Regions from separate parts of the Homo sapiens genome. Here region 2 is linked to region 1. Evidence: read pairs that join two places in POLR2A ChIA-PET (ENCODE). Cell type or tissue: HCT116. All regions are shown on one strand. Links, peaks and the distances in the headings refer to the core of each region. The heading gives the core; the rest is flanking DNA.

The links. Peaks named below come from ENCODE experiments on the same cell type or tissue, not always from the same donor. Only the 100,000 strongest peaks of a DNase experiment are listed, where the experiment ranks them.
Region 2: POLR2A ChIA-PET joins it to region 1 with 5 read pairs; 1 of 35 experiments calls an interaction of 5 or more read pairs at or near these places.

The regions. Positions count from the first base shown.
Region 1 is chr4:9,531,041-9,533,936 of GRCh38, forward strand. It overlaps the pseudogene LOC101928948. Among named protein-coding and RNA genes, the nearest start is that of MIR548I2, 24 kb to the right of the region's middle. RefSeq lists silencers at 1,123-1,432, 1,443-1,512 and an enhancer at 2,037-2,896. In HCT116, for the core only: a CTCF peak has its summit at 1,190 (motif pointing right); a DNase peak (open chromatin) is centred at 1,321; H3K4me3 peaks cover 1,840 bases; H3K27ac peaks cover 972 bases.
Region 2 is chr4:10,097,787-10,100,682 of GRCh38, forward strand. WDR1 (WD repeat domain 1) reads right to left here. Exons shown (of 15, transcript NM_017491.5): 4 at 1,206-1,353; 5 at 1-105. Among named protein-coding and RNA genes, the nearest start is that of WDR1, 18 kb to the right of the region's middle. In HCT116, for the core only: no CTCF peak of the experiment used is centred there; a DNase peak (open chromatin) is centred at 1,255; H3K27ac peaks cover 641 bases.

The DNA of each region.
Region 1 (2,896 bases), core at 169-2,668:
GGGCCTAGGATCCCGGGCAGAATCATGGAAAGGACACAGCCTCCCCAGCCTCTCCTGCCTCCACTGCCTCCCTGGCCTCCTCTGCTTCCCTGGCCTCTCCTGCCTTCCTGGCTTCCCCTTCCTCCCTGGCCTCCCCGGTCTCCCCTGTCTCTCCTGCTTTTGAGGTAGGCCAGGAGCTGCTGGTGCTCACTTAGCCTGTCCTGGACTCTTGGTGTAGCACCTCGTTGTCCATAAAATACCCAAGGGTTCAGCTCATCACACAGCCAAGGAAGGAGCTCCACACTGACACTAAGGGTGCATCCTGGGCTCATTCATCAGGGCATGCCTCCAAAATATTTCTCCACGTCTCCTCCCTTTGCCCACCTGCACTGTCTCTGTGCCTGAGCCCCGGCTGGGGGCCTGCAAGGATCCCCTATCTCCTCTGTCCCTGCAGGGCTGGGTCCCAGGCAATCTGTCCGCCCACAACCCCTCTCTCCCCTTGCCCACCATGCTCCAGCCTCACAGTCTTCTTTCTGCTTCTTTCCCAGCCTCTGGGCTTTTGCACACGCTGAACCCTCTGCCTGAACACCCTCCACTGGGCTGAGAACAACTCTCTGAGACCTCTCTCAGCTGTTGCTTCCTTTGGAACAGCCGCTGCTGCTGTCCCTCTCCCAGCTCCAAGACCTGCTGAGCCTCCTGTCTTTCTCAGTTCCCATGCCCCCAGCACTTCTCCTTGGCCTCCTTTGGCCCAATTGACAATGTCCATTCTCAATGCCTTCTCACCCAGCGCTGAGTCCCACTGGGTGAAGGCCATGCCTTTCATGTTCACCACAATATCCCCTCCCCCATCACCACGCCCGGTCCACAGTGATGCTCAAAAAAGATCTGTTGGTAGGCAATGCGAAGGTGCATTCATGTCATCCTGCAGGCGGAATTCTCCAAGAGTTTTGAGCAGCCTCGGTTTTCCCACCACCTCCAAATCATGCAAGACACAGGGTAAGAGCAAAGACAAGATGGCTGTGGCCGATGTCCACCCTCTCGGGGCGTCCCTTCTCTTCTCTCCTCCTTGGGCAGGGAGACCTTCGGGGTGCAAACTGGCTGGGGCGGGGAGGAGGTGCAGGGCCTGGCCGGAGCGGGCCTGGCCACGGGCAGGGGACAGCGACCACCTGGGCCGGGGCAGGTGAGCGCGGAACAGGCCCCGGCCCGGCGTGTCCGCGGTGCGCGCGAGCGGCCAGCAGAGGGCGCCAGAGAGCCAGGAGCGGCCGGCGGAGGAGCCCGCGCCGACCCCGTTGCCCAGCTCCGCGCCGCGCGGACCCAACGAGCTCGCGCTCAGACGCCCCAGCTCCGCCCAGAGGCCGCTCGCGCCGGGTCCTTCCTCTAACCCAAGTGCAGGCAGAGCCCCCGGAGCCATGGCCAGCCCTTCCGGCAGCTCCAAAGCCACAGGCAAGCCCCGAGGCTGGGATGGCCGGCCCAGGAGGGAGGAGGACGACGTACCTCCCGAGGAGAAGAGGCTGCGGCTGGGGCTGGAAGGGGGAAGCGCACAGCCCGAGGACTGCGAGGACGGGGAGGACGCGCCGCGGCCAGGCAGGGAGGAGACCGGCACCCAGACAGGTGGCGACGGCAGAGGAGTAAGTGACGCGGGCGTGGGGGTCCGGGGGTGCGCGGTAGGGGCGGCGGGAGGCTCAGTGGCCGGCCCCGGGTTGAAGTTGGTAACTGAGCGGCAACTCCGGCGGGCGCGGAGTTACAGCTCGTGACGGCCTCCGAGACGCCAGCTGCCCCTTCTCGGATGTGTGGCTTCGACTTCCTGATTCTCCCACGACGTCCCTGGCTGGGAGACCCGCTGGACTCTGCGGCTGGCCAAAAGGGGAAGGGGAGCCCCGCGTCCTGGGTGCCCCCAGCAGGGGAAGGGGGGGGTCGTGCTGGGCATCCTGTCTGGGGCATCTGTCTGGGACTCTGTCGGTGCCTCTCACCTGGCGAGGGGCTTGTGGTGGGGGTAGGCGGGAAGTCCTTGGCGCCGGGCTTGGCCAAGCCCTGCTCTGCTGGGCTGCGGGCTGGTGGCGCTCACCCAGCTCCTCACCTGCCCCGCGTCCTCCTGTTTTTCTTCCTTTTCTGGTTGGACAACGAGAGTTGAGAGGAGGCAGATGGCTTCCATCCCAGAAATCGCTCTCCTCTTTCCATCCCTACAGAGAGGGACAGAAAGGCAAAGTTCCTTGCATCCCCTGGGGCGCTGTCCCTGTGAGCTCCCGGTGTCCTGCACACGTGGGCCCCTGAGTCACCGGGCCTGTGTGTGTGCGATGGGGCTCCGTGGCCAGCCTGGCCTCCTGGGGTTCACTTTCTGCTTTCCTACCCCAACTCTTCCTGTGTGGCTTTGCTGGCCTTCCATTGGGGAGGCACATGGGTTTGGAGGGCAGATGAGGGCCCGCTGGAGAGCTGTACCCCTCAGTGAGGGCCGCCACCTTGATGGTTTTTGATGGATAATGGGGTTGACCTCTTTGTTCCTTCCACATGTTTTTATGTTTGACCATTTAGTCAGCTGAGCTTGTCTTAATCATTTGATTCGTGGTGAATGAGCCCCACATGGGCGAGAGGGCGACCTTCATTCTGAACCCATTTAGGCAGCACGGGCAGCCCTCCTCGCCGTGGGCTGCATCAGAGCCCCCTGCCCAGTCTTGGGGTTGCTCCCGGATGCTGTCTGGGAGGCTTGCTCATGGTGACATCCTCATCTCCCCATGCACTTTACTGCATTCAGAGCTTGGGTCACCTGGACACTGAACTCAGGTGAATTTTCTCTGAGATCCCGGGAGAAGGAGGACAGTTCTCTGGAAGGGTTTCCACGGCCGATCACGGAAAGGGTGAGAAAGGAGAGGTCCTGGTCGGCGACACAATTACGGTGGCAGTGTAACGCCAGGAAACTTTA
Region 2 (2,896 bases), core at 263-2,762, 570 kb after region 1:
CGGTATGGCCGGCTCTGCTTGATGTCCACGCTGTTGATGACTTTGTTGTGTCCTGTAATCTCGCCCACAGAAGAGCCACTATCCCAGAGGAAGACTGCTCCAAACCTTGACCCAATGACACAGGTGGAAGACAAAAAAAAAAAAAAAAAATCAATCCCAGAAGGCTGGTAAGCAATCTGATAGCTGAGCTGCCAGTGCACAGAGGATGGAGTGACTGTCAGCAGGCAGCTCAGAACGCCACAGGGACAAATGAGGGAAGCACTGGGGTTCTGGCTCCACAAGGCATTTGTCCAAAGGACCCAAGAACAAGATGGGGCAAGCCGGCGCCTTCGGGAAGGGGATGCATGTGTGTGTCTGTGGGGCCCCACGCCACAGGGCCCAGGGCTATCTTTACAGCTTCACCATTCTCCTTACAGTTCTATTGGGAGGGAACAGTTACCATCCCCTACAGGAATGAGATGCCCTGCTCTTGGCTGACATTCAACAAAAACACTGTTTTAGTTACTATTTGCTACTGAAAAAAGAAGGAATTAAGACCAACAGGAATGACTTGAGAAGCCATGGAAAAACACCTACTAGAACATGTACGAGAAAGTGCCATTCAGTGAAGAACAGACATGCCACTGTCAAGTTCAAGGGGTTATGGCCAGCCATGGTGCTGCAGGGGGGACTCTGACTCTCTTGAATTAAAAAAACCTGGGTTTCGGCACCAACCTCACCAGTCACTAGGCCCCTGAGGTCAGTAGCCACCCAGTGCCACCCAGCCAGCATCCACTGCCCCTCCCTCCTCCATCAGAGACCCTTGGGGGAGGTGCCCAGCTGGAAGAAACAGTTCAGCCTCCCTGGCAGCTTCATGGGGCAGCTGCTGTGAGGGACCCCGAATAGAAGTGCTGTTGCTCTTTCACTCTGTCCCCTTCTTGCTGCCTGCAGGTGGGCATGAGAGCTGGGGTTCTAGCAGGCAAGGCACTCAGGACGTCAGAGGAGATACATGAGTGCTGGGCCCTGGTGACAAACCCAGTGTGATGTGGAGTTCTACCTTACCTGGGGCTGCAGCCAGCCCTCACGGGGCCCGGCACCTACTGGGAGCTCAACCCTCACGAGTGCAAGTTAGTACAGACATCAGCGCATCCCCCTCCCAGGGTCATAGCACATGGACGCATGAGCCACAGCAACAGGGCAGGGAGGGGCTGAGAGGAGTGACTCACTTCTCCCTTCCTTCCCCGACCACGGCGATCCTCTTACTGTCTTCAGTCCAAGCAATGTCTTTGATCTTCCCAGCGAAAGGCTGGTACTCATACTTCAACAGGTGCTCCTTCTGCGTGGTATCCCAGATCCTCAGCTTCCCAGACACATCTGTGGGGCACAGCGGGCGGGGGAGGGGGGGAGGCGGTGGTGGGGTAAAGGGCAGGGGGAGAGCCACAGGTCACTGCCGGGCCAGGGCCACGTGGCCATAGGCCCACTCAGAACCATGTCTGGTTGCTTAGGCTTTCTAGAGGAAAAGGCCTAGTGAAGAGAACGTGTCTTAGGGCAACAATATTCAGCCACCCTTAAGTCAGAGCCCGTGGCATCCAGAGGCCTGCCATTTGGGCCTCTGCATTTTGCCAGAAATCTTGCCAGAAATCATCTGGATAACAAACCCTGCTTAGGCATCAGAAAAAGCCCAGGGACACATCATGGTAAACTCCAATATGCCAGGAAGTGGTTTAGTTTTCTCACTGTGTTTCTTTTCTTGTAGGGGCATCAGAATGACGTGTGGGCCTCAGGCCACCTTTGTGGAATGGGACGGCACTGGCTACACCTGCCTCTCCTTTGCAGTTGCTGCAGTGACTTCTGGAAACGAGGTGCACAGCTGTGAGGGTGCAGCGTGCTGCCCACTGCGATGCCTCAGCGTGGCCTGGCGGCCTCCACCTGGGCCTGCAGACCGGGCTTCCTGTGCAGCTTCCCAACAGCGTGCTGCTGCCTGGCAAATCAGCAGCCTCACTCACACACCGAGCAGTTCCACGACGCACAGGAATCCAAGCGTAAGATTCTTCTGTGAGAGTAGCAGGTGGGTGTTGCGGGGGAAGGAGAATTACACACAGAACTCGATGCTGATTCTCTTCTCACCGGAGCGTGGGCAGCCAATTGTAACAGAAGCAACACCGGGGGCCACGTACCCCCAATCCCCCACCACGATCCTGTCACCAAGTACCAAGTCCCAATCCCGACACACCCTCTCCAAATGAGCACTGTGTTGGCGTGAAGAAATGGGAGCATTCTAGACTAACTCTCAAGGCTTCACGCTTTAAAACCTCAGCCCCATCTGCTAAGCAGGTAAAGGCGCCTTTTTAAGAGGATTGTCAGGACACGTTAACAACCACCACAGCTCTACAGCTGCTTCCAGTGAAAAGAGCTTTTGTTTTCTTGCTGCAACTGAGCAGCTCAAAGGAGGGCAGCAGCTAAGAGCCAGGCCTTGGGAGCAGGGGCCCTGGGTTCAAATCCAGCCTCTGCCACACACAGGCTTTGTGGGGCTCAGCAAGCAACATGGCTTGTGTCCTTATCCAGAAGAGTGGAAATAACAGAGCCACTCACAGGGCTGCTGTAGGTTCCACGAGTTAACACGTGCGAAGTCTCCAACTAGTCTTCAGTGCACAGCAAGAGCTCGTTACGAGTCAGGTGGAACGAGTCCACGAATTAACGGAGGCTCTACACAGGCCACGAAGATGCCTTGCTTGTGGGCAGACACAGCCCGAGCCTAGACTGAGCCATCCTCTGAGATGAGGGAGATGCACGTAAGGACTGTCCTGCTCTCAGTCCAGCTGCGGGGACAGGCAAGAGGTGATGCCAAATCCAGTGAACAGCACTAACTAAGGGGAGTCCCAGAAGGGCCCAGTTCTCTGCACAAGGTCCAGGAAGA